Linked DNA regions of Homo sapiens: all the other regions are linked to region 3. Evidence: read pairs that join two places in POLR2A ChIA-PET (ENCODE). Cell type or tissue: HepG2. All regions are shown on one strand. Region 1 overlaps LOC646736 (a long non-coding RNA gene). Region 2 has its middle 40 kb from the start of MIR5702. Region 3 overlaps IRS1 (insulin receptor substrate 1). Region 4 has its middle 75 kb from the start of MIR5702. Region 5 has its middle 630 kb from the start of MIR5702.

Region 1 (5,000 bases), 570 kb after region 3:
AGGAACATTTTTATTAGGTGTGTTTCAAGGGAGAAATTAAGTAAAATAAATAAACACTTCTTTGGAGTGCCAGTTTTGGTATATATTAAATTCTGGTATCTATTCTCAGCAAAATACATATCAACAGGTAAGTCAGTACATACCCAAGGGAATATTTCATAGTTTTTCCTGTTTTGAAAATAAGTATTTGGCTGGTCAAAGGGAAACTGAATAAAAGAATTAGAAGGCCCGGCACAGTGGCTCATGCCTGTAATCCCAGCACTTTGGGAGGCTGAGGTGCGTGGATCACTTGAGGTCAGGAGTTCAAGACCAGGCTGGCCAACATGGTGAAACCCTGTCTCTACTAAAAATACAAAAATTAGCCAGATGTGATGACATACACATGTAATCCTAGCTACGGGGGAGGCTGAGGCATGAGAATTGCTTGAACCTGGGAGGTGGATGTTGCAGTGAGCCAAGATCATGCCACTGCACTCCGTGCTGGGCAACTGAGTGAGACCCCATCTCAAAAAACTCAAAAAAGAGTTAAAATAAATCACTGTCTATTGTGCCAAAGAGCTGTTGAAGTCATCATTCTTAGAAGAATAGACAGATGGTATTTCAAGGCTTGATTTATAGCAATCATATTTAATCACAACTTAATGGTCCATAAATATATGTGCTGTTATCAGTGGAACTGTTTCAGAAAACAGACATAATCTTAACTTTCTTTGTAAAGGATCAGCTAGTAAACATGTTAGGCTTTGCAGGTCATACAGTCTTTGTTGTAACTATTCAACTCCGCCACTGTTTTGTGAATGCAGCAATAGGCAATATGCAAATGATTGACCATGACTGTGTTCTAAAAACACTTTATTTATGGACACTGAGAGCTTAATTTCATGTTTCATGCCTTTCATGAAGTGCTATTTTCTTTTAAATTTCGGTTGATTTTTTTTAACCATATTAAAATATAGAAAACATTCTTAGCTCTCACACTAAAATGGGTGGTCTGCCCTTTTGGCTGATTTGGCCCAAGTGCTGTAATTTGCCCACTCCTGTTATCTTAAAGGCAAGTCCAGCCTTCCATGATCCTCAGTCTCTCGGTAAACCAAAAAGTTATTTTCCCATATCTAACTTTTACTTTTTGGTAATCGGTGAATCATTTGAAAATGGTCTATTTATAGTATTAAAATTCAGGTTTAGCTTTCAATTCTACATGTTTGATGACTCAAAAAGAGGTGTTCTTGTTTTCTTTTTAAATATTACCACGAGAAAGTAAATGAGAAGTGTCAGTTGATAAGTGTTTTTTGTTTTTGTTTTTTATGAGATGGATTCTCGCCCTATCGCCCAGGCTGGAGGGCTATGGTGCAATCTCAGCTCACTGCAACCTCCGCCTCCTGGGTTCAAATGATTCTCCTGCCTCAGCCTCCCAAGTAGCTTGGATTACAGGTGCCTGCCACCACACCCAGCTAATTTTTGTATTTTCAGTAGAGATGATGTTTCACCATGTTGGTCAGACTGGTCTCGAACTCTGGACCTCAGGTGATCCACCTGCCTCAGCCTCCCAAAGTGCTGGGATTACAGGGATGAGCCACCATATCCAGCCTGATAAGTTTTTAAATTAGAAAAAAATTTATTTAATAATAGAATCATACTAGAGGATGGGTACCAAGAATTTTCTCTTGTTTTTCCGTGTTTTAGGAATATGCATAAGGAAAAGAATTAACCCAAATATTGAAAGATGTACAAAAATATGAGGGATGTCATGAGGATATTAATTACTAATGTTGGTTGATATGTATTTGAGAAAGGCACAAAACAATGGAAACTTTTTTTTTGCATGAGCTCAAAAGTGGGGTATAATTTTGGCAAGTGTTTGATTGACAAGGGGCTATTTTGTTGATGGCAGCTTCTTTTATTATGATATCAAGAAAATATAGATTAGTGGCATGTTTTGAACAGCATAATCTGCCTTAAATAGGGTCGTTGGGAATAGGTTTACCAACAGAATTTCTCAAATAGGCTTTTCTGTCTCCTGTCTTTCAGCGGGTAGAGAAGGGACTATGTTACAAACTTTAACCTCTAAAGCAATAACTGCAGTGATAAACAAGGGTAGAGTTTAAATTTCAAAAGATTTACTGCTTGGAAAAAAAAGAAACAAAACGAAAACAAATCGCTTTTGAAGCTGACAAACAGACATATCTCCTCCCTAAGTTAAATTTACCTTTGGATTTAAAAACAGAAAATGTCAGGCAAAGCACAACTGAACTTCCAATCAAAGAAGCTATTGTTTTACAAGCTGGGAAGCCTGCATTCTTGACATTCCTCTCTAAAATACACAAGACCCCTGAGACACCTTTTTGCTCCTTCCAACCTTGCATGAATTTTAAATAAAACTGAAATCTCTTTAAAGCATAGGCTTAGGATATTTACATGTAAACAGATAATATTCCAAGATTTATGTCCTGTAGATGCAGGTATGATTGGAAATAAGATTTTTATTTACATTTATACTAGAAATGATAAGAAATGGATCATCATATTTTCCCAGACTAGAAGTTACCCACAATTCCAAAAAAATAAAGAGAAATATGATGTATTGTTAACTTCAGAAAAAGACTGATGATTTGTTTAAGTTCCTTATAGATTCTGGATATTAGACCTTTGTCAGATGCATAGTTTGCAAATATTTTCTCTAATTCTGTAGGTTGTCTGTTTACTCTGTTGATAGTTTCTTTTGTTGTACAGAAGCCCTTTCATTTAATTGGTTCCCATTTGTTGTTTTTTTTGTTTCTGTTGCAACTGCTTTTGGAGACTTTCTCGTGAAATCTTTGCCAAGATCTATGTCCAGAATGGTATTTCCTAGGTTTTCCTCTAGGGTTTTTATTGTTTTTGTTCTTATATTTAAGTCTTTAATACATCTTGGATTGATTTTTTGCATATAGTGAAAGGAAGGGGTACAGTTTTAATCTTCTACATGTGGCTAACCAGTTACCCCAGCATTATTTATTGAATAGGGAGTCTTTTCCCTATTGCTTGCTATTGTTGACTTTCTCAAAAATCAGATGGTTGTAGGTGTGCAGTTTTATTTCTGGGTTCTCTAACCCATTTCATTGGTCTATGTGTCTGTTTTTGTATTAGTACCATGCTGTTTTTGTATTAGTACCATGCTGTTTTGGTACTAATACATGCAGCCTTGTATTACAGTTTAAAGCCAAGTAGGGTGATGCCTCCCGCTTTGATCTTTTTGCTTAGAATTGCTTTGGCTATTCGGGCTCTTTTTAGGTTCCATATGAATTTTAAAATAGATTTTTCTAACTCTGTAAAAAATGATGTTAGTAGTTTGATAGGAATCATATTGAATCTGTACATCACTTTGGGCAATACAGCTATTTTAACAATATTGATTCTTCCTGTCCATAAGCATGGAATGTTTTTCCATCTGTTTGTGTCATCTCTGATTTCTTTCAGCAGCATTTTGTAATTCACATTGTAGGGATCTTTCACCTTGCTGATTAGCTGAATTCCCAGGTATTTTATTCTTTTTGTAGTTATTGTGAATGGGATTACATTCTTGATTTGGCTTGGATGTTACTGCTGTATAGAAATATTACTGATCTTTTACATTGATTTTGTGTCCTGAAACTTTACTGAAGTTTATCAGTCTGCAGGAGCCTTTGGGCAGAGACTATGGGGTTTTCTAGGTATAGAATCATATCATATGTGAAGAGAGATAGTTTGGCTTCCTCTTTTCCTATTTGGATACCTTTTATCTCTTTCTCTTGCCTGATTACTCTGACTAGGACTTTCAGTACTATGTTAAGTAGGAGTGGTGACAGTGGGCATTGTTATTCTTGTTGTAGTGCTCAAGGAGAATGCGTCCAGCTTTTGCCTGTTCAGTATGATGTTGGCTGTGCATTTGTCATAGACAGCTCTTATTATTCTGAAGTATGTTCCTTCAATGCCCAGTCTGTTGAAGGTTTTTAACATGAAGGGATGTTGAGTTTTATTAAAAGCCTTTTCTCAGAGAACTTAAAGCAGAATAACCATTCAATCCAGCAATCCCATTACCCAAAGGAATATAAATTACTCTACCAAAAAGACACATGCATTTATATGTTCATCACAGCACTATTCACAGTAGCAAAGACATGGAATCAACCAAGATGCCCAACAACAGTGAACTGGGTAAAGAAAATGTGGTTCACAGTCATAAAAAAAAGAGGAAAATCAGTCCTTTGCAGCAACATGGATGCAGCCGGAGGTCATTATCCTAAGTGAATTATCGCTGGAATGGAAAACCAATGCATATTCTCTCTTACAAGTGAGAGCTACACATTGAGTGCACATGGACACAAAGAGAGGAATGAGAGATACCAGGGTCTACTTGAGGGTAGAGGCTAAGGGGAGTCTGAGAGTCAAAAAACTGCCTGTCAGTTACTGTGTTCACAACATGAGTGATGAAATAATTTGTATACCAAACCTCAGCAACATGCAATTTACCCATGCAACAAACCTACACACATACCCCCCTGAACCAAAAAGTTGAAAAAGAAAAAAATAAATTGTATAAAAATGGAATATGGCAATTGTAAATAAGTGGTACTGCAAAAAGCAATAGAAATTAGAAAGGAATCAATGTGGACTGTGCATTTAAATAAAACATAGCTGAAGCAATGGGTTTGAGCCAGACCAGATGGGTAGGCAGGGTTTATATTGCAAGGGAATGAACTGAGGAGGCTTTCTGGACAAGAACAAACCTGGGAATGAACACTAGGAACTGACTGGGGATCTGGGATAAAGCAAACTAAACACAGAAGAAGTTTTGTACAGCTGAGAAAAAAGACAAAAATCAGTATAAGCTTCATTAGGAATGTATAGGATTCGTGGAGTGTAACCATAATGCCACTTAATTTTGTATTCTGTCTCTTTAAAATTCATTGAAGGGATTTCTTTCTCTGCCTGAGCTATATCTTGGGGCATGAGATGACTATGCAAATAAGTACCATGGATTCTTA
Region 2 (5,000 bases), 120 kb after region 3:
AAGGCATCTACCAGCATCAGTTTGGTTCTGACTTGGGTTTCTGCCCTGTTCATGGCACAGAGTCCCCACCCCAAACTCTAGTTTTAGTAGATGGCTATCAATTCTCTTGTGCCTAAATTCCTGCCTTGTCAACCTAGCTGCGCTGTTAGCCCCCCAAGAGAGGAGCCCAGCAGGTTCTTGACAGCAGAATTTGTCTTGCCTGTATTTTGTCCACTTTATGCATCTTTGAGTCCAGACCTGTCATGAGCTGTACTCTTTAATCTCAGACACCTTGGCCATTTTTCAGAGTGACTAAATAGTGCCTGCTGCCAGGTCCCTGTTTTCAAGCTCCATGGCCCATCAGGAAAGACCATGATCCCTCTCTGACCTCCCTTGTGATAGCTGTATGCAATATTTCTAGCTGCTGCTTGTCACTGTTTGGTCAGGATGTTCCCTCCACTTAACCATTGCTGCCCCTGAATTCTTTCCTAACACTTACCCCAATTCATGGGCCACCTCAGGGAACATAGCTAGTTCAACTTCCTGGCACCTGTTAAAAAGTTTCTTGAGATGGAGTCTTGCTGTGTTGCCCAGGCTGATCTCAAAATCCTGGGCTCAAAGGATCCTCCTGTCCCAGCCTCCAGAATAGCTGGGATTACAGGCGCATGCCACCGTGCCTGGCTTGCAGGCACCTTTAACCATGCAAGCCCACAGCTATCATTCTTCAATCTGGTCAAGTCATTAGATACAACAAATGTAATCAAACAAAACACATGGAGGAGAAAATAAAATAACTTACTGGTATAAAGAAAAACAGCAGGCTGCAGCTACGTGGCTTCAGAAAAATCTGGTTATAAGGCGTGTCACAGAGCGTATGAGCATGTGTGTGTATGTGTGTGTAACCTGATAGATTTATCTGCAAATACTTTTGTTTTTTAGTTGTTCACTTGGCTTTCTAGGAGAAAAACTTAAGCTTTGCCACCACACTGTCATAGGTCAATGAATATCGATTATTGAATATTGATGCTTACTAAAGAGTAAAGCACGTGCTAAGTACTAGGGATAACAATTCCTATCCTTTCACAGTTGAACTCCTACTATGTGCCAGGCGGTACTCTGGCTCAGGACCCATTCTTGAATGTTTTTACCCAAGATTAACACTGGAGGCTCCCTCTTTTCTAGGAAGTGAGTGGGAGGGCCAGGTCAATTCCTTGAAAAGCTCCAGGCAATGAAAAGGTTACTGTGGCCCTTTCCCATCCTAATACAATTCAAACCCAAATAACACTAAACTAAATAGAAGGAAGTCCAGAAGTCCAGGAAAGTACTGAGTTTTTCCTGTAGTGATTATTTCAATAATTTTCTTAAAATAAATATCTATCAAAATATTTCTATGTCTTCCTCTTCCTCTTTTGTTGTTGTTGTTGTTGCTGTTGTTGTTGTTGTTGTTGTTGTTGCTGCCTCACTTTTGCCAAGGGCTCACACACATTTTCCTGGCTGGTAATTTAGCATATGGTTCATGGAAGCAATAAACAAATAAGCAGGTTTAAATAAATAGTTGCAACATAAACAGCCACACCCTATATTAGAAGTATATTCAGAGTGCCAGGGATGTAAACACTGTTCTGTGTGAACACAGCACTTCCTACCCTCCCTCCTCTATTGCCGTCACATTCATATTCAGGGGTAATTGCTTCCAGATTCAGGGGAAAATGGAATGTACATAAATCATAGCTCTCAGGAAAAATAAGGTAACATATGGCCGCTTAGGTTTTTGTGTGAGATGAAGGAATGAACTCAGAAATATCTGCCTCTATGTTTGAAGTTTTGTGGGTCTTGTTATTGCAACCTTAAGGTGTGAAATGTTTGTACTATGTCTGCAATTAAGAATTAGCATAGCTGCTAACTCAAAAGCTTCCTTTATATGCTGCTTTTTTCTTTCTCACTGAGTTTTAGCTTACACAACTTGTTCAAAGGACAGCATCAAAGGATTGCTTTATCAGTTAGTTTAGGATAATAGACTGGGGTTGAACTCTAGTCAGTAAAAGGAAACTTTTCAGACTTGGAGTTAAAGTTCAATCTGTTATTCTTGGCATATGGCCCAAGAGGGAAATAGAATTCATGGAAGAGACTTGTTTGCTGGACGGCTATATGATCCAACAGTTGTTATGAAAAGATCACAGAATGGAATGATCAAATGAATGTTCACACACTACCGACAGCATGAAAATATTTCACTTTCCTCGCATAACTTCTTTCTTTAAACGCCGTTCTTAGTACTCCTTCAATATAGCGAAATCTCACTCATTGTGAGTGCAAGAATAAATGTCTCCATGTGGGTTCCATTCTGGTGTTCATTAGGTTATAGTGATCAGTAATGTATTTCCATTGGGACTCATGTTTCTGCTTCATGTTGTTGGTGATTACTTGGCACTCAGATTGGATTAGTAATGATTGCTTCTTCTCTGACTTCCAAAGACAAGAAAGAAGTGTCTGGTGTGAAATGATTGGGAGCAGTGGTCAGCTCAGGTAGTGCTGGATGCTCAACCTGGGCCTCATGACCTTGACAGCGGTCTTCCTTGCTATGAAGAGTGGTGCTCTCATAATCTTAGTGCCAAAAAGGAGGGAGTAGGAAGAGGGGTAGAAAGAGAGAGGGAGAGAGGAGAAAGAGGGTAATGGGGTATACAACTTTGTAATGGATGAGCATACTCCTGCTTCATGATCCATGGGCAGTGTCTGCAGATGTTGAAAGGAAGACATCCATGGACACCACCCCACTGCTCCTGAGTGGGGCCATGCTCTCTGTTTCTCAAATGGAGCCCAGACAGCCTGTGCTTGTGTGAGTGTGCTGGGGATGGAAGCTGGTTGGTGTCTGGAGAGTGACACCACTCTGACCTCTGTGATTTCCTTACATCCAGCCACCTTGTCTGGGATCCCCTGACCTCTCTCGGGTTTGTGTCTTCTTATGCCATGCTGGAGAAACCTTCTGGTATCTGGCGGACTCGTGTGACACTTATCCTTCCTAATCTATTATTTACGTATGGTCATCATTTCAAAAGTATTGTCTTACCACTATCACTTCCTCTATCATTTAGTAGGGCTTATGGAGAAAAACTAACAATAAATGTGGCAGTGCAAACACAAATATATCCAGAGATGATAAAATCTATTCATGAGAAGTTAGTAAAAACTACCAATTGAAAGGTAACAAATGTGGTTGAAATCCAATGGCTCAAACATGTAAGACAGTAATAACTAACAGTCCCAGAGAAATGTTCTGAGAGCTTTGCTTATATTAATGCATTTAATCCTCACGATAAGTCTATAAACCTGGTACAATTATTATCTTCATTTTTGTTTTTACAAATGAGAAAACAGAAGCACAGAGATAGGAAGCATTTAGCCCAAGGTTATACAGTTGGTAAGTCCTAGACCTGAATCTGAGCCTGGGCATTCTTGCTCCAAAGTCTATGTGCCTAATACATTTGGGTATAACATGCACAGATCTAAGCATGAAGAGACTGTGCGTGAGAGAAAACCACATAAACTTCAATTTAGAAGGCTCTGCTACAGGTCACATAATTAATTTGAGTCTCAATATCCTCATTACAAATTAGGGATGACATGCTTGCTCACAAAGCCTGTGTTCAAAGAAAGCTTTCATGAGAAAACACTTAAGTCTAGGCCTGGTACAGAATGTGTGTGCAATAATGTTTTCTTCTTTCCTCTTATGTTTGTCTACACAAGTACCCGATGCATCAAATTCAATCTTCAGGTATATTGCTGCACGGCCTAGACAATATTATTAACATCTGCTGTTAGGTGTTAATTTATTGTGGCACATATATACCATGGAATACTATACAGCCATAAAAGAATGAGTTCATGTCCTTTGCAGGAACATGGATGAAGCTGGAAACCTTCATTCTCAGGAAACTAACAAAAGAACAGAAAACCAAACATCGCATGTTCTCATTCATAAGTGTGAGTTGAACAATGAGAACACATGGACACAGGGAGAGGAACACCACACCGGGGACTGTTGTGGGGTGGGGACTAAGGGGAAGTAGAGCATTAGGACAAATACCTAATGCATGCACAGCTTAAAACCTAGATGGCGGGTTGACAGGTGCCGCAAACCACCATTGCACATGTATACCTATGTAACAAACCTGCACGTTCTGCACATGTATCCCAGAACTTAAAGTAAAATACAATAAAATTTTAAAAAGAAAAAAAAATTAAGTGCAGCATACAGAATAATGCCCCCTCCAAAGATATTCACGCCCTAACCCCTAGAACCTGTCATATTTTAGCTTCATGTGGCAAAGGGACTTTGCAGATTACTTTAAAATAGGGATATTATTCTGGAATATTCAATATAATCACATGGACCCTTAAAGGGAAGGGAGAAGAGTCAGAGAGAAATACAGCAGAAGAAGAGGCAAGGGAGAGTCAAGGCATGAGAGGGGGCCTCAGTGCATCGATGCTGGCTTTCAAGATGAAGGAGGCCATGAGCCAGATGGCCTCTTTTGCATTAGTCCTCAGTTTACATCCAGAAAACAAACAGGGACCTCGGTCTTACAGTCACAAGGAACTGAATTTGATCAACAACCTGAGTGAACTTGAAAATGGGTCCTTCCCCAAAGTTTCCCAAAAGGAACACAGTCCTGCTGACACCTTGACTTCAGCCTATAAGACTCTAAGCTGAGGGCTCTCCCTGAGCCACAATATATTATACCTGGACCTTGGATTTACAGAATTTGTGAGATAGTAAATGTTTTAAGCTGCCAAATTTGTGGTAATTTGTTACTGTGACAATAGAAAGTGAATGCAGGTACCTACTTTGTCCCAGGAACTCTGCCAGTTACTGGGAATACAGCTGGGACCTAGACAGACTGATATCCTGATATCTGGGACACAAGCTCACTCGAATGCAGTGTTCGGCAGAGGCCAGTTCTTTCCTGATCCTGCTGGAAGATAGTTCCTAAAGTAATTTTCTTGCCAGTGTGTGCCTCAGTCCC
Region 3 (5,000 bases):
GTGATTGTGCAGTTTGAGATACCTGTGGTGCTGAATTCTTTCCTTTTTCTTTTCAGAATGAAGACCTAAATGACCTCAGCAAATCCTCTTCTAACTCATGGGTACCCAGACTCTAAATATTTCATGATTCACAACTAGGACCTCATATCTTCCTCATCAGTAGATGGTACGATGCATCCATTTCAGTTTGTTTACTTTATCCAATCCTCAGGATTTCATTGACTGAACTGCACGTTCTATATTGTGCCAAGCGAAAAAAAAAAATGCACTGTGACACCAGAATAATGAGTCTGCATAAACTTCATCTTCAACCTTAAGGACTTAGCTGGCCACAGTGAGCTGATGTGCCCACCACCGTGTCATGAGAGAATGGGTTTACTCTCAATGCATTTTCAAGATACATTTCATCTGCTGCTGAAACTGTGTACGACAAAGCATCATTGTAAATTATTTCATACAAAACTGTTCACGTTGGGTGGAGAGAGTATTAAATATTTAACATAGGTTTTGATTTATATGTGTAATTTTTTAAATGAAAATGTAACTTTTCTTACAGCACATCTTTTTTTTGGATGTGGGATGGAGGTATACAATGTTCTGTTGTAAAGAGTGGAGCAAATGCTTAAAACAAGGCTTAAAAGAGTAGAATAGGGTATGATCCTTGTTTTAAGATTGTAATTCAGAAAACATAATATAAGAATCATAGTGCCATAGATGGTTCTCAATTGTATAGTTATATTTGCTGATACTATCTCTTGTCATATAAACCTGATGTTGAGCTGAGTTCCTTATAAGAATTAATCTTAATTTTGTATTTTTTCCTGTAAGACAATAGGCCATGTTAATTAAACTGAAGAAGGATATATTTGGCTGGGTGTTTTCAAATGTCAGCTTAAAATTGGTAATTGAATGGAAGCAAAATTATAAGAAGAGGAAATTAAAGTCTTCCATTGCATGTATTGTAAACAGAAGGAGATGGGTGATTCCTTCAATTCAAAAGCTCTCTTTGGAATGAACAATGTGGGCGTTTGTAAATTCTGGAAATGTCTTTCTATTCATAATAAACTAGATACTGTTGATCTTTTCTTCTGTCCCCTCCCCCCACCACTTCTGTAAGTTTCCTGCTCTATTCCCACCATTTTTTTCTGTGCACACATTATGATATATTTCATTTCCTGCATTGTCTTGAGAAAGATGGTAAGGCAAGTGAGCTGTTGCTAACCAGAAATTAAAATTCCAGTAAGTGTTTTTCATTATGACCAGGGCTATGTGTCACCTTCCCTAAGACTCTTACCTTATCTCATATTTTTTGAGAACTTCCAGTGTTACATTATTTAACTGAATGTAATTGGCCCATTTGCCTTGGTGGGTGCTGGCCTATTAGTGATTAGTTAACAAAACACAGCGTACAGAGAGCACAGAAAAGCTTAATGACCTGCTACTGAAACACCTAGCCAGCAGTGAAAATGTTAATTCTTTTCTTGTTTGGAAAGTATACACGTCTTGGAATTTTTTCCACGTGAAAAACAAATGGCAATGAATGCATTTAAAGATATTGCCGACAGATTTTTAAATCTTTTTACCAGGAAACTTCCTAAAGGTTAAATGAATTAATGCAAATATCAGGCTCCCTCTGAGTCTGTGGGAGCCTCTATCTCTCTATCAGGAATTCGCATCCCTACTATTGGGAGGAGCAACATTTTATTTCTCTGAACGCCTAAGCTCCCTGGGTGGGAGTGGGGACTACAAGGTAGGGGCCAGGGTTGGAGGGCATTGTAGTGGCTGCTGCCTCCTGATGAACTGTTTGGGGACCCCAGCTCTACTCAAAAGGGAGCGGAGATAAATGGAACCCCTCACACTGCTGAGGCCCGTGTTACTGTTCATTCAGCCAGGTGGCATGTACCTCACAGACTGTTGTGCAGTGTCCGTTATTGCAGATTTTAATCATTTGCATGCTCATCAATTTCTAAGATAAATAGGGTCTAGAGTCATAAGAATCCATTGTTTTCAAGGAACTTGCAGAATTACATCATTTCCTATTAGTAGAGAGCACTACCCATTTTGAAAATCTGATATGAAAGTTGTTTTTTACTCTTGTAAAAAAAGACTTTCTTAGTCAAACTAACTTTTCATATTTTCAAGCATTCTGATTCATACTCTTGCTAGTGGAAGAAGAGAGCAAGCTGCCCTGCTCTTTTCCTTTGAGGACTGAAATAGTTAAAGAGAAATCAATGAACAAAGTCACTCCCAACCATTTTCCTGTAAAGCTGGTTATTATTTCTCAAGGAACCTACACTTTGAATATGTGTTACCGAGATACCTCTACATGTGGAATTATCAACATGTTTTGAATGAGAGCAGAAATGAACAGACTGGAAAAATCTATCTCTTGGTTTCTATTTCTCTGACTTTTTGAGTCGAAAAGCATAAAGGTAGAAATTCTTATTTAAGCTGCTTCTAGTGGTGCCTGAGCTGGTTTTGATGGTGGCATCAAACTACCGATTTAAAACTGGAAGTTGCTGGTACTCAAACCAAAAGTTCATACTCTGGCGACACGAAGGGTTTCCTTTGAGCAACGTCAGCTGCTGAGTCCTTGTGTTCAGTTCCCATTGAGGAGAGTTGGCTTTTATCCATTTCAAAGCATTTGTAGGCCAGCCAAGGGCTTTCATTATTGAGGCTTCTAGTGGCCTCTGGTTAACCTAGAAGTTAGTGGGTTTTTCTTGATGACACCAACCTCTCACAGCGTTTTTCCTTAGAGACTTAAGCAGAGTTTTAAAATCCTCTTTTGCGAAAAGAACAAATATGTTTTATGACTTTGATGATATCTTCATTCTGGGCAAAAGAATGGCCCTAGAACCAGCTAGAAGTGAAGAGAATCCATTAATGATCAACCACCTGAGTCAATAATGAGAAATCAGTACTGATGTTACATTTGTGGCTATTTCTTGCTGACTTTCAAAGGTCAAGGACTCTTGACTAATCCAGTGACTGCAAAAATGGATCTACTAAAAGTCATCTAGCCAGAAGTAGAGATTTTTAACCTTTCTTTCCCTGGCTTTTGTCTTCTAGCTATCATTTAAATTTGAGACATTTGAAGTATTAAGAAACAATTTTTCTGTATGGTAAGAAACAGTATTTTACAATACTGAAGCCCTGTTTTATTCAATCTTGCATCTTGAATACAATATACCACAAAGTCGGAAACTTTATATTTATTTACTGCAGGTGGTTAAAAAAAGGGGGGAAAGGGTTTCACCATCCACTGACAACGAGAGCCATGACAAATAGTATCCATGTGCAGTCTTCCAACTGCTGGTGACAATGACCCCATATTTGGTCTCATGCTGCTTTTGCAGAGCACTCTGTAGGTTAGTCCATCACACAAGGAGGCCCTGAATCCAGACACTGTGAATTAAGACCTTGGCGGGGAGAGATGTGACCCTTTTGGTAGGAATGGGAAGAAGAATGGGTGGAAGCCAATATGAAATTTCTTCTTTGCAATGACTTGACAGGGGAGTTAATGTTCCTAGGATGCCATGAATGATGAATGTTAGTTGGAGGTAATGCTGTATATGTGTGTGTGTGTGTGTGTGTGTGTTTGTGTGTGTGTATATATATGTGTGTGTGTATATATATGTGACATGTGTGTGTCTTTGTGTGTGTGTATATATATGTGACGTGTGTGTGGGATGTGTGTGTGTATATATAGATGAATATATACAAATATATAGATATATACACACATATATAGATATATATACACATATATAGATATATATACACACATATATAGATACACATATGTGTGTGTGTGTATATATATATATATATATATATAGATGTATAGGCTTGTGAGAAACTTGAGAGGAAGAAGCATGCTCTTCTAGGAATGTGAGGAAATATGACCTTGCCAAGACTAAAAGACCTCTAGACTGTGAGCTCAGTTATGGAGAACAAAAACAGCTTCATAGTGAGTAGAACACCGAGGATAAACACTGGGGCCATGGGTCCTTTCTGAGGCAGCGCCACAGAAGATCTTTGTGGTCCTTCCGTAGTTCTGTAAGTCTGTCTCCTAAGTATGGGTAGAGAATATGTAGCCTGTTGTGTGTCTCCCACTACTTGTAAACAGAGCATCACATTAGGGGCAGGGAGGAGGTGGAATGATATTGGAGGTGCTTAACCCTACTCGAGGAATTAATTATGAATAAAGAGCTTATAATTAGCTAACATGACTAGAAAACACATGACTTAGGTGGAGAGTTAGCTTTCTTTTCTAGTTTGTGTATGACTTGCCATTTGTGACGTATACACCAAAAGATCTGGTGTTTTAGACTTCTGCCATTCACTTGGCATTTAAATCTCTCTTTGCTTATGCTGTTAACGAGTATGCCATAGGATAGGACAAATTCAGTAAACAGGAAAACTTGTCCATATTTGCATAGACATTTGTAGGGTTTTTTTTTTCTTTTTCTTTTTAGAACTTCACCATTGGCTTAAGAATGTAGTTCCCAAAACAATTTTTTCTTGCAAAGTACTTTCCTTACACCTCTTGGCTACAGGGTGGGCCAAATTAAACATATATGTATTTTCATTTAATGTATGTGCAGTTTGGTTTATCATCTTAAGATGGTGGTGCTGCCCCGGTGCTACTTCATCTGTGTACACAAAGACCAATGCATGGTCTGTATTGCTACCAAAACATTTACTGTATATATGTTTATAACATGTATTATGTATATATGTAATGGGTGCCAGGCCAGGTATATATTTTTTATTTAGAAGTGTTTCACTTTTCCAAGTTTTCTTTATAGTGTTATGCTTATTTTCAATTTTTTTTTTCCTGATTCTGTCTGGTACTTAGAATTGTAGTGTCTTCATCATCAATTAAAGAAAACTGTCTAAATGAATTCATGGATGTAAATATTAGTGGTCCTTAATGTCTTTGATTGCTGGACATGAAACAAACTGCCAATTAAATTTTGCGGAGACATTTGATTGGG
Region 4 (5,000 bases), 150 kb after region 3:
GTACCCCTGAACTTAAACTAACAGTTGAAAAAAAATACTTGGTATCTTACTTCGAAATTTTAGAATATTTTAAAAGAGTTCTTAAAAAAGATTTGAATGTTCTGTTAAGTTCCACTGAAACAAAAGAATTATGTTTTCTAGATCAGTTTCTAAATCTACTGGAAATAATCAGATCTATTTTCACACATTTGTAAGCAAATAAACAAATAAAAGCAGAATGATGAAATAACCAGATTTATTAACCTATGTATGTTTGGCCCCCATGGTCTGGATTCTGTTCTTCTGCAGAACTGTTTTCTCCTTGATCATCTAGTGATTTCTGGTGTAGTGGATTTTTTTTTTTCTAACAGATTTGGTTTTAATGAACTCAGGAACAACGAGGATTATTTGGATTAAAGCTTATTTATCTTCTTCTCTAATTATATTTTTAGAAGGGGACATGGGGTCACTAAATGTGTCTTTCCTAATACTACATTATCTCTCTCTTCCAGAATATCTCCTCAATGTGACTTTTTTTTGGGTTGGAGGTGGTGGTGAGGAGGTGGGGCTTGGGAGAAGAGCTCTTACTAAGTGCTTACTTACTCCCTTATTTTCAATGTGTGGGCTACATGCTTCCCTGTGCTGATCCTGCCAAATTCTGTGCAGAGCTCTTTGATCTCTTCTTGCTGCCTTATATGGGTGTGGGAAGGATGAATTAATTAACACTTATAAAGAGCTTTGAAGATGAAAGTGCTTTGTTAGTGCCACCACATTTCTAGGCTTCTCCCTGTCTCTAGATTTTACTATGTCATGGTCCTCCCTACCTTTCACCCCGGGGCAGACACTGTTTGAACTTGTAGGGATAGTTCACTGGACTTCTAAAGAAAGAGGCCTAGGTTTTGCAATGGAGAATGAAATAGTTCCAATGGAAGCATTCTCATTTTCCTGGACTTGCCAAAACATAGCCAGCCCATTTTAGATCAAACTTCTTACTTAACTTTAGATATTTTTTTTTTTTTTTGAGGTGGGGAGCATTGCAGATGTGTAATGGATTTACACTCCAAACCTTTGTATAACCCAGAATCCCTTTTCCACCATGAGAAAATGTTCAAGTCAGTCATTTTCAGTAAAACCTACTCACTGTTCCCACCCTGGCTGAGCAGAACGCTGGCCTCAGTCATTGTCTCCTGAGATCAGCACCTCTTCTCACTGAGGTTCTAGCCATACTTTTCTGTCTCACTGGAATCTCACATCTTTATAATATCTCTGCTCACTTTTTCTTTAAACCACATAGAGAAAATTACTGTGTCAACATTTTTCCAGTTTGAATGCCTATTCTTATACCAACACACTACCCAGACAGTGGATTGATCACTGATGGGCTCTGGAATGTGGATTTGGTTGACACAAAGATATGACCATAGACTCCACCAAAGATTGTCATGTGAGCGTGGCTCCTCTATGACAGAACCATGAAGTCTAATGCCTTTCCCACTCATGCCTGTAAGCGCTGAGACCAGCCTCAAGGCATTAGTGATCTGTCACTGTCCTGATCTGTCACTACTTTTTTGGATTGACCTGAAATAGCTTTTTGTAAGGGGAAGGATGGAGAACCTTTGCGAAAATTGCGAAGACAGGTAGAATCCAAACCAAATGAGGGCTATATTTCTTCATTTTCAGAGACAGTGGTGAAGATTTGTAAATAGATGGTGTGGCCAAATAAAGTATTGCTTTAGTACATTCTACCTTTATGAAAATGACTCCTTAGTTTGGCATTGCTAAGTGAGTGTTCAGATTTGAGATTTTGCCTGTTTTATTTGTTCTAAAATTTTGTTCAAAAAGAAACTACTTTTTTACATCGTTACGTCATCCCTTATACTCCCTTCTGTTTTCTTCCTTGGTTTAAAAAAACTTTATAGAATTATTATTATGATCATTACTATTTACAGAGCACCTGTAACATGCCAGGCATATACTAGATGCTTTTCTTCCAGTATTTCATTTAATTCTCACTACAGTTATCTGAAGTAGATTTGACTAGTTCCATTTTATTAATGGGAAAAATGAAGGCTTAGAAAAGTTACTAATTTGCCCATGGAGCTTGTAAATGGCAAGACTGAGATCTAAACCCAGGCCAGAGTGAATCCAGAGTCCATGCCCAGAGTCCACGCTCCAGCTAATATTCTACCCTCTCAAAGACTATGTTTACTGTAGCAGTAGAAAGTGTATTCTCCTCTGATGCATAAAATGCAGGAAGGACTTTACAATCCACTCCAATGAGTCATCTAGCATAGTGGAAATTCTTCAAGATTTTTCTAGCTGATTTTCTAGTCAGTACACTGAGTACTGGCTGGGGTGATGTTGAAGAAGCTTCTTAACCTCTTTGAGGTTCAATATCTCCACTTCTAAAATGGGGCTAATGATAATACCCAGCACATGGGAATTTTGCTATGTGATTATATACATGCAATGGATGGTGAATGGTGAGTTGCTAAGTCAATGCTGTTAGTAAGCAACTGCGTTATTCTTGATGAGAGATCATGAAACTCTGAACTAAAGACACCTGAAAGGAGGCAACATATATGAGAGAAACTCCTTGGGAAAAGGACGTGAATGAAAGAGAGGACTTCAACATGAAGCATCACTGGGAGGTAGAGGCAATTTAACTGAGGCAAGAATCACAGGACAAGGGACAGGCTTGTCGGGGGGAGGCGGATAAAGACTTCAGTTTGGAACACTTGGGTTTGAGGTGATGGGAGAATTTTTATGTAGATATGCTTACCAGGACTTTGCCAAATAACACACTTCTCCTCAAATTCTTGCTCCAGTTGGCTCTTGGTGAAACTCAACCCAAAACACTGAGTAACCCAATCAATAGCTCTATCTTGCTCTTGAGTGGATAAGATACATGCAAGATTTCACTTGATATTGGTCTGAGCAGTGTTCATTCACTGGCACTAGTAACTCAACCAGCATTAAATCATTCCATAGCTGAGAAGAAGTTTGATCAAAAGGACAGAAGATAGAGTTAAAGATGTGGGTTTAGGTGCCAAAAGCAGAAAGAAGATATTTTGAGATATCAAAGTGGATGAGAATGTCAAGGAGGAGAATACAAAGTCAGAAGCAAATTCTAGTTAGAGAGTCTTGTGAAAGCCTACATGTAAAGAACAGGCATTTAAAGGAAATCCAGAGAAGACAAAAGGCAGAGAAAAACTAGGGAATGAATTTCAGAACAAACAAGGGAGAAGAGTTTCAAGTAAAGGTTGACATCAGTGTTGAGTTCTGCAGGGATGACAAGGATCAAAGGACTGTGAATTTGCAATTACGAGAGTGTTGGAAACGTCTGAGAAAAGAGTTTATGAAGAGTAGTGAGAGCTGAAGCTGCATTTCAAAGGGCTATTGAAATACCGGGGCCAGGGAATGAGCTCTACTCAGTCCAATCTCAAGTGAAATCTTGGGCATATCTTATCCATTCAGGAGCAGGAGGGACCACTTGGTTGGGTTGCTCAGTGTCTTGAGTTGAGTCTCACCAAAAGCTGACTCCGGTCAGGATTTGGTGAGGAGTAGTGTATTTGGGAGGTGATGCCAGGAAGAACCAAGAGAAGAATGGGGACTTGAGGCAGAGAAGGGAAAAAACAATACAGGATGTTAATGATTAAGTTGATATGGGCATTTGGGGCTCATTTCTGCTGGGGACATCTTGGAGACGATATAAAATATGCCTTGGACATGAGCCCTTTGAGCAGTCAGGTAACTGAAAGTGTTTATCCTCCAATTCTTGCTTGTATTGACTAAGGGTTGTTCTCAGAGTGTCAACCCTGGCCCCTCTGACCTAGCCTGTGTCTGCAGAGTGCAAAAAACGAAAAAAACAAAAAACAAAACAAAACAAAAAAACACCACAGATAGGGTTACAAATGCATGCAATACAAAGCTGTTAGTGTTTATGGTGAGTGCAGAGGGAAGTGGCCAGGTTCTGCTATAATTAGGGATGGAAACAAGGAAGGAAGAGACTAAGGAAAGCAAAGGACTGAGAGATTAACATTTACTGAGTGCCGAATATGCACGGGATACTGCATATGTTAGCATGTGTGTGTGTTTCAGCCTCACGTAGTCCTCATGATTTCCATTTGAAGAAACTGAAATTCAGAGAGATTAACTTTGCAATGAGCAACAGAGACCCAGTTCTTTATTAGGTCACCTAAAGATCAAGCTACTCCACCATTCAGCAAGTAAATGTGGGGTGTTAATGTGGGCATAGTCAAAATAGTGGCCTGTGGTGTGTTTGGACAGATCATCTCATCGGAATGGTGCTCTTTGTTTCTGAATTTGTGCTTTCATTCCTTCCCTCATTTGGAAGGAGTAATTAATAGCTTGGTTTTAAAAAGATCCCCTGCAGGTTTACGGGCTGCACATGGAAATCAAAATAACTAAAAGAATAATGAAATTGTGTTAACAAAGGATATTATTATCTCTTCTAATTATTTATGTTGTTAGAAATTTGAACATAAGATTTGCTATGATTATCCTGGAATGCTGAAAATGGAAATTACTTGTCGATGTACTCATCCTGTCCCACTAAGGTGTCCCTCTCTACCCTTTCCTTGTGTTCTTCCTGGAGCTGCATTCGTCCTGTCTACTACCTGGGCTCCAGATTTCTTTCCTACCCAGCATCTGCCTTAAGGTTCTGACTGATAACACTCTGATTAACTTTGTCCTTCCTGGTTGAAACCTGTTTCTCTTCCTACTCATCTTTTCAGACCTTTTGCTTAAAAATCTCTTTCTTTATCTCCTCAATTAATCATGCAGTGGAGGCAGTTGTTGTGTTGCTTCTGGCTTTCTTCTGCCTCCCTTGATACCTCTCTCTTTGGTCCTAACCTTCGGACTCTTGGCACCACCCCAGCTAATCTGATAAAGATCATTCTGGTGAATGCTCTCCATGGGGAAGACTAGAGCAGCAGGGGGCCCTCCAAGCCCCTCCTTCCCAGGCAGAGTCTCTTTGTAAATTGTTGTTTTGTGTTAAT
Region 5 (5,000 bases), 700 kb after region 3:
ATTGGACATAACTTAAGAATTGGTCTGAACCAAATATTGTTTTCTATGTAAAATTTACAAGTCCCAAGGTCCATCATAGCATTGAATTTACATATCCAAATAAAATTAAATTTTTGGAGGAGACATTGGACTGATACAAGATATGCTGATCTATGCTTTGGATTTGTCAGTAGGTAGAATATTGACCACGTAAATTCAGTCATCTGTAGTTTTTAATAAAGTTTACTTGAAATGTCAAATAGTTTTAATAAAGTGTTTTCAATATAATTCACCAGTTATTAAATTATCAGACTACTATGGAAAGGAATATATTTAAAAGTGTTACTCAACACACATACACACATATCCTAGCCATAAATGTAAAACAAGTTTTCTTTAGCTTGTCAGTGTGCTGTGGATCTGATAGAGAAAAAATCAGCATAGCAAATGAAGATCGTTTGAACTTCATTTGTGTACATGCAGTGCATTCACTGCCTGGCATTTTTCTTTCTTCTTGACAGAAGCTTTACAGAATAAGAAAAAACGTGGCTTCTTATTAGTCTCTGTTTTTCTCCACTGGAACATGTAATGATAATTCTAAAATTCCTGGTCGCGGTTATACGAATACACCTGCACACAGCTTCTGAGATGTGCTTGCTCTCGCCCTGCTCCATCACCTAGCTGCTCGTGATGCAATTCAGGCTATCCTTAGAAGAAAACCCACTAACAGAGACCACCCCTGGGTGGCAAAACCTGGTGACTCCTGTTAGGATTTGTGGTTCTTTCGGACAGAAAAATGCTCCTTAAACTGAAATCCTCTAGTGTTCAACAAATACAGCTGCACCATCATTTTAGTATTCAGGATGCAAAGTAAGTATCTCCCTAAGCACACAAGTCTATTTGAGGAGCACACATGTACTCATAGACACATTTCTACAGTCATGATCCTCTGCTGCTGCCAGTGTCTCAAGCATCATTCCTTTCCTCTCAGGAGACAAGGGGGACCAGAGAGAGGGAGAGCTGAGATTTCATCCTTTCTCAGTCTTGGTATGCAGGCACAGGCACTATAAGAATGTGGTAGGTTGGCTAAAGCTATTTGTTTGCTAGATTTCTCAGAGTTCAATGAGATCATTTTTGTCATTTTCCCTGTGCTCCCCTGTATTTTCCAAAGATCTGCCAGCTTCCAACAACACTCTCTTTCTTCCCATTGGAAATGGAAACGAGTCCTCTGCAGGAATTTTCCACTTAACAGTTCCCCCTTCCCTAGCTGGGGCCTCAGCGCACCAGCCTGTAATGCTGTATTTCTTTCCACTGCAGTTTGACATTTTTGAGCCAGCACAATGAGTTGTATTCAGTCATTCTAAGTCCCCCTCCTTCTACATTATCTTTTTTTCTTTAATAATGCATACTTTCGAGCAATTTCAGAAAGAGAGCAAAGGCTTTTAAGCAACATTACATTTAATTAGTTATGTCACTGTCATCGAATCACCAGAATCCTTTGAGTCATCCCCGCCACCTTTTCCCCCACCCACACACCTCACCCCATAATTTTCCGGTCTCCCAGCCCCCTTCTCTGTCCTTCTGGTAAGTACATTAAAGACAAACCTCATGGTCCATATACTTTGCTTAAAATTGTTTGCCTTTGCAAATCATTTCCTTTAAATAATATTTACAAACTATATATCATTGCCTGACACGATGATAAGAGGGCACATAGATTGCTTATAATCTCAGCTGTAAACAAGAAACGGGGACGTGAGCTTGGAAATGTGTTCCATGCCCTGTCTGGACGCAGCCGCATTTGCAAACGCGCGCAGCTGAGCCGGAGCTGGGTCGCATCCGCAGCCTCTCTCACAAACACTGCAGCCAGAGACCAAAACGCTCAAGTCCAGGGAGTCTGCAGGGCAATCCCAAGTCCCCGAAGGGGGAAGGGAAGCGGAGGCATTGGGGAAGGGGGGTGTGGGTCAGCAAAAGCTTGCATCCAGAGGAAAACAATGCTCGCCTTCCCGAAAGCAAACGGCAGAACCTGCGAACACAGATGCCTGCGGGATCCGGGCTCCCGTGCGGCCGGGGAGAGGGCGGCGGGTGCAGGGGCAGGGCGGAGCCTCCCCTGTCTGGCCGGGTGGTAGCTTCTCAGACAGCGAGGGCCCAGGGGGTCACGCCAGCACAGTGGAGGGTGTCTCAAAAGGAACTGGGATTCTGCAGAGAGGGGAGGAGGGAGGAAGAGGGGGATTTGTTCAAGCTGGGAGGGTGGGCCTCAGGAAAAAAGAAGAAAAAGAAGAAATAGATTAATGCTTTGCAGGACACCTGGGGTATTTCTTTCAGTGGGTATTACTTCCACTTTTAGGCAGGAACAAGAGCTGGGAGGAAAACAGCAGCAAGGGCTGACAGCTCCAAGGTGATCAAAGGGGACTGCGTGAACGGCTTGCTCTGCCAGCCGTTTATTAGAAAGAGAGGGGTGCTCCTGGGCCACGCTGGCGGGGGAGAGGGATTAAGATCAAATAGAAAGAGATCGGCCTGACTCCTTTATGCAGGAGAAAAATGCGCGCATATATATTTATATATTTATATGTTTACATGTATATTTATATTCAAAGAATGCTGTCCACTACAAGATCCACTCCTTCCCATAGCCCCCCACCCCACCCCCCACACACAGGCGCGCGCTCCTCACACATGTAAAGGAAGGAAATTCCACCCTTTCTTTCCAAATGTTGTTACTTCTGCTTTCTCAGTGCTTGAAATATCACATGATGAATTATCCACTGGGGGACATTTTTATACTGAGGCACCACCCCCCCCCCCCCTTTGGGGAACGCTAACTTTGTGTGAGTCTGATTTACCTCAGAAATAACGTTTAACGCACTCCTGGGATTTGGAAAGAACCTCTCTTTCTATAGATAACAGGGCAAAGTGTTAAAATGCAGGTCACTGGTGCGAGAGATATCCTGTTGTAAAAACGGTGACCTCCAGAAGTTTTGGGAAGGATGGCAGCGGAGCCCTCTACATGTAGAAAGAACACAGATGTTGCTCTCGCAACAAATGCATGAGAATGGTAGGTAGGCAGCTGCCCAGCATATATAATGCAGTTTCTTCCCTTGTGAGATATGATCTTTATACCTAGAGATGCAATAAAGTTATTAAGGGGCCTGAATGGAATGAGAAAGACCTTGTCATATGATAATGACTTTATTTTGTCTAAGCATCAGTTACTCTCTCCTCTCTCTCTCACAAGACTTTTTATCAGCTACAGCTTTACAAGAAAAAAAAAACAGCAGCAACAAGCAAACTAAATTTTACGCAAATTCACAGTTTGAAATCTCCACACCCTAAATCTTACATTTAATCATAAAGTGTTAAATTTTAATGTATTCTTTTAACACAGCACTAGCATTTTGTCAAAGATAGGCATAGCCAGGAAGTTCAGAAGCTTTTCTTACAGTTAGAACAGGTGTGCTTTGTTTTTCCCTTAAGAAGTCTTTAACTTTACTGTTTTCTCCAATATTAGGGAGGTTTTTTAATATCTATTGTTTATTTTTCCAATTATATAAGAAAATATTTTTATCGTAGAATATTTACATAATGTAGGGCTATACACATTAAACAATGAAAATCTTTTATGAAGTCCCACTTTCCCAAATGATTCCCTTCCCCAGAAGTAAATTCATACTTCCCCACAATAGTATTCATCCAACCCTTATAAAATCCATCCAGCCCTTGTAAATATTTTTATATGCATAGATGTATATATGCAATCATATAAATTTTAGAAACCTACAAATTCACTCATACTATATGTTTTATTCTGTGAAGTGATTTTGTTCACTTACTACACCAAAGAGATCTTTTTTAAAAAATCAAGACCTATAAATCTATCTCATTTTTGACGGGTGCATAACGTTTCAGGATTTATTATTACATTATTGATACATAATGAGGGTATTTCCAGCTTTTTGTTATTATAAATAATACTGAAACTGACATTCTTAGGTATACATCTTTGACCATACATGCTAGTAATTTTATAGGCTAGATTGTACTGAAATCCATAAGTGAAAGGATATATGCATTTTAAATTTATGGATACTACCAAAGTTCTCTCACAAAGAGCAAAAACGATTTATATTCCACCAAGTTGTCTGTGACTAGACTATTGTTTTGCACAGTCTCTCAATCACTATTTGTTATCAATTAAAAAATGTTTTGTCAATATTTTGTAAAAAAAAAAAAACTTGTTTTCTCACTTGCCTTTTTAAATTACTACTGAGGTTGAACAAGTCTTACCTACACTGGACATTTGTGTTGTTTGTTTGTTTGTTCTGAGTTGCCTGTTTACGTATTTGCCCCATTTTTTCTTTGGATCTTTCTTTTTCTTCATGATTCTAAGAAATTCTTTACCTATAATGAACACCTTTGTTTCTTTTGCTTAGTGTAAATGTTTCTCTTAGCCTGTTGTTTATCTTTTAACTTGGAATGTGGAAACTTCATCATAGGGACATTTGAATTTTTGTGTAGCCAAATCTGTCAGCAATTTCTTTTATAGACTCCAGGTTGTGTCCTGATTAAAATTTAATAGAGAACATGTACTTATATCTTATATTCCAGATGGCAGATTAGCTGTCTAAAACTGTTTCTATTTCTTTAAGACCATTCTACATTAAAATAAGTGTACACTGTATCAATTAATCAGTAGGGAACTACATTCATTTGTTCTCTTTACCAAAACACTGAGGACATCTTCCCCTGTAGTAAACTAAGACTTTGCCTGTAGATAAACCCCAAAAATGTCTGTGGATTGTGGAGGGAACGAAAAGCATCAAAATAATGGCTTATTAAATGAATTAACCACAGAAATAGAAGACCAAATACTGCATGAGGGAGCTAAACATTGGGTACATATGGACAAAAGGATAGGAACAATAGACACGAGACTACTAAATGAGGGAGATGGGGGCAGGGAGGTAAGGGCTGAAAAACTACTTATTGTATACTACGCTCACTACCTGGGTGACAGAATTATT

The links. Peaks named below come from ENCODE experiments on the same cell type or tissue, not always from the same donor. Only the 100,000 strongest peaks of a DNase experiment are listed, where the experiment ranks them.
Region 1: POLR2A ChIA-PET joins it to region 3 with 8 read pairs; 1 of 35 experiments calls an interaction of 5 or more read pairs at or near these places.
Region 2: POLR2A ChIA-PET joins it to region 3 with 9 read pairs; 2 of 35 experiments call an interaction of 5 or more read pairs at or near these places.
Region 4: POLR2A ChIA-PET joins it to region 3 with 6 read pairs; 1 of 35 experiments calls an interaction of 5 or more read pairs at or near these places.
Region 5: POLR2A ChIA-PET joins it to region 3 with 5 read pairs; 1 of 35 experiments calls an interaction of 5 or more read pairs at or near these places.

What each region holds. Positions count from the first base shown.
Region 1 is chr2:226,157,272-226,162,271 of GRCh38, reverse strand. The region is part of intron 2 of LOC646736 (a long non-coding RNA gene); the gene reads right to left. Among named protein-coding and RNA genes, the nearest start is that of MIR5702, 500 kb to the left of the region's middle. RefSeq lists an enhancer at 2,045-2,339. In HepG2, no CTCF peak of the experiment used is centred here; a DNase peak (open chromatin) is centred at 2,231; H3K4me3 peaks cover 407 bases.
Region 2 is chr2:226,615,994-226,620,993 of GRCh38, reverse strand. No RefSeq gene overlaps it. Among named protein-coding and RNA genes, the nearest start is that of MIR5702, 40 kb to the left of the region's middle. In HepG2, no CTCF peak of the experiment used is centred here; DNase peaks (open chromatin) are centred at 1,663 and 2,033.
Region 3 is chr2:226,731,307-226,736,306 of GRCh38, reverse strand. IRS1 (insulin receptor substrate 1) reads left to right here. Exons shown (of 2, transcript NM_005544.3): 2 at 57-4,995. Among named protein-coding and RNA genes, the nearest start is that of IRS1, 66 kb to the left of the region's middle. In HepG2, no CTCF peak of the experiment used is centred here; DNase peaks (open chromatin) are centred at 2,936 and 3,286; H3K4me3 peaks cover 814 bases.
Region 4 is chr2:226,581,103-226,586,102 of GRCh38, reverse strand. No RefSeq gene overlaps it. Among named protein-coding and RNA genes, the nearest start is that of MIR5702, 75 kb to the left of the region's middle. In HepG2, no CTCF peak of the experiment used is centred here; DNase peaks (open chromatin) are centred at 812, 1,392, 2,202 and 4,882.
Region 5 is chr2:226,028,280-226,033,279 of GRCh38, reverse strand. No RefSeq gene overlaps it. Among named protein-coding and RNA genes, the nearest start is that of MIR5702, 630 kb to the left of the region's middle. In HepG2, no CTCF peak of the experiment used is centred here; DNase peaks (open chromatin) are centred at 1,209 and 1,879; H3K4me3 peaks cover 1,954 bases.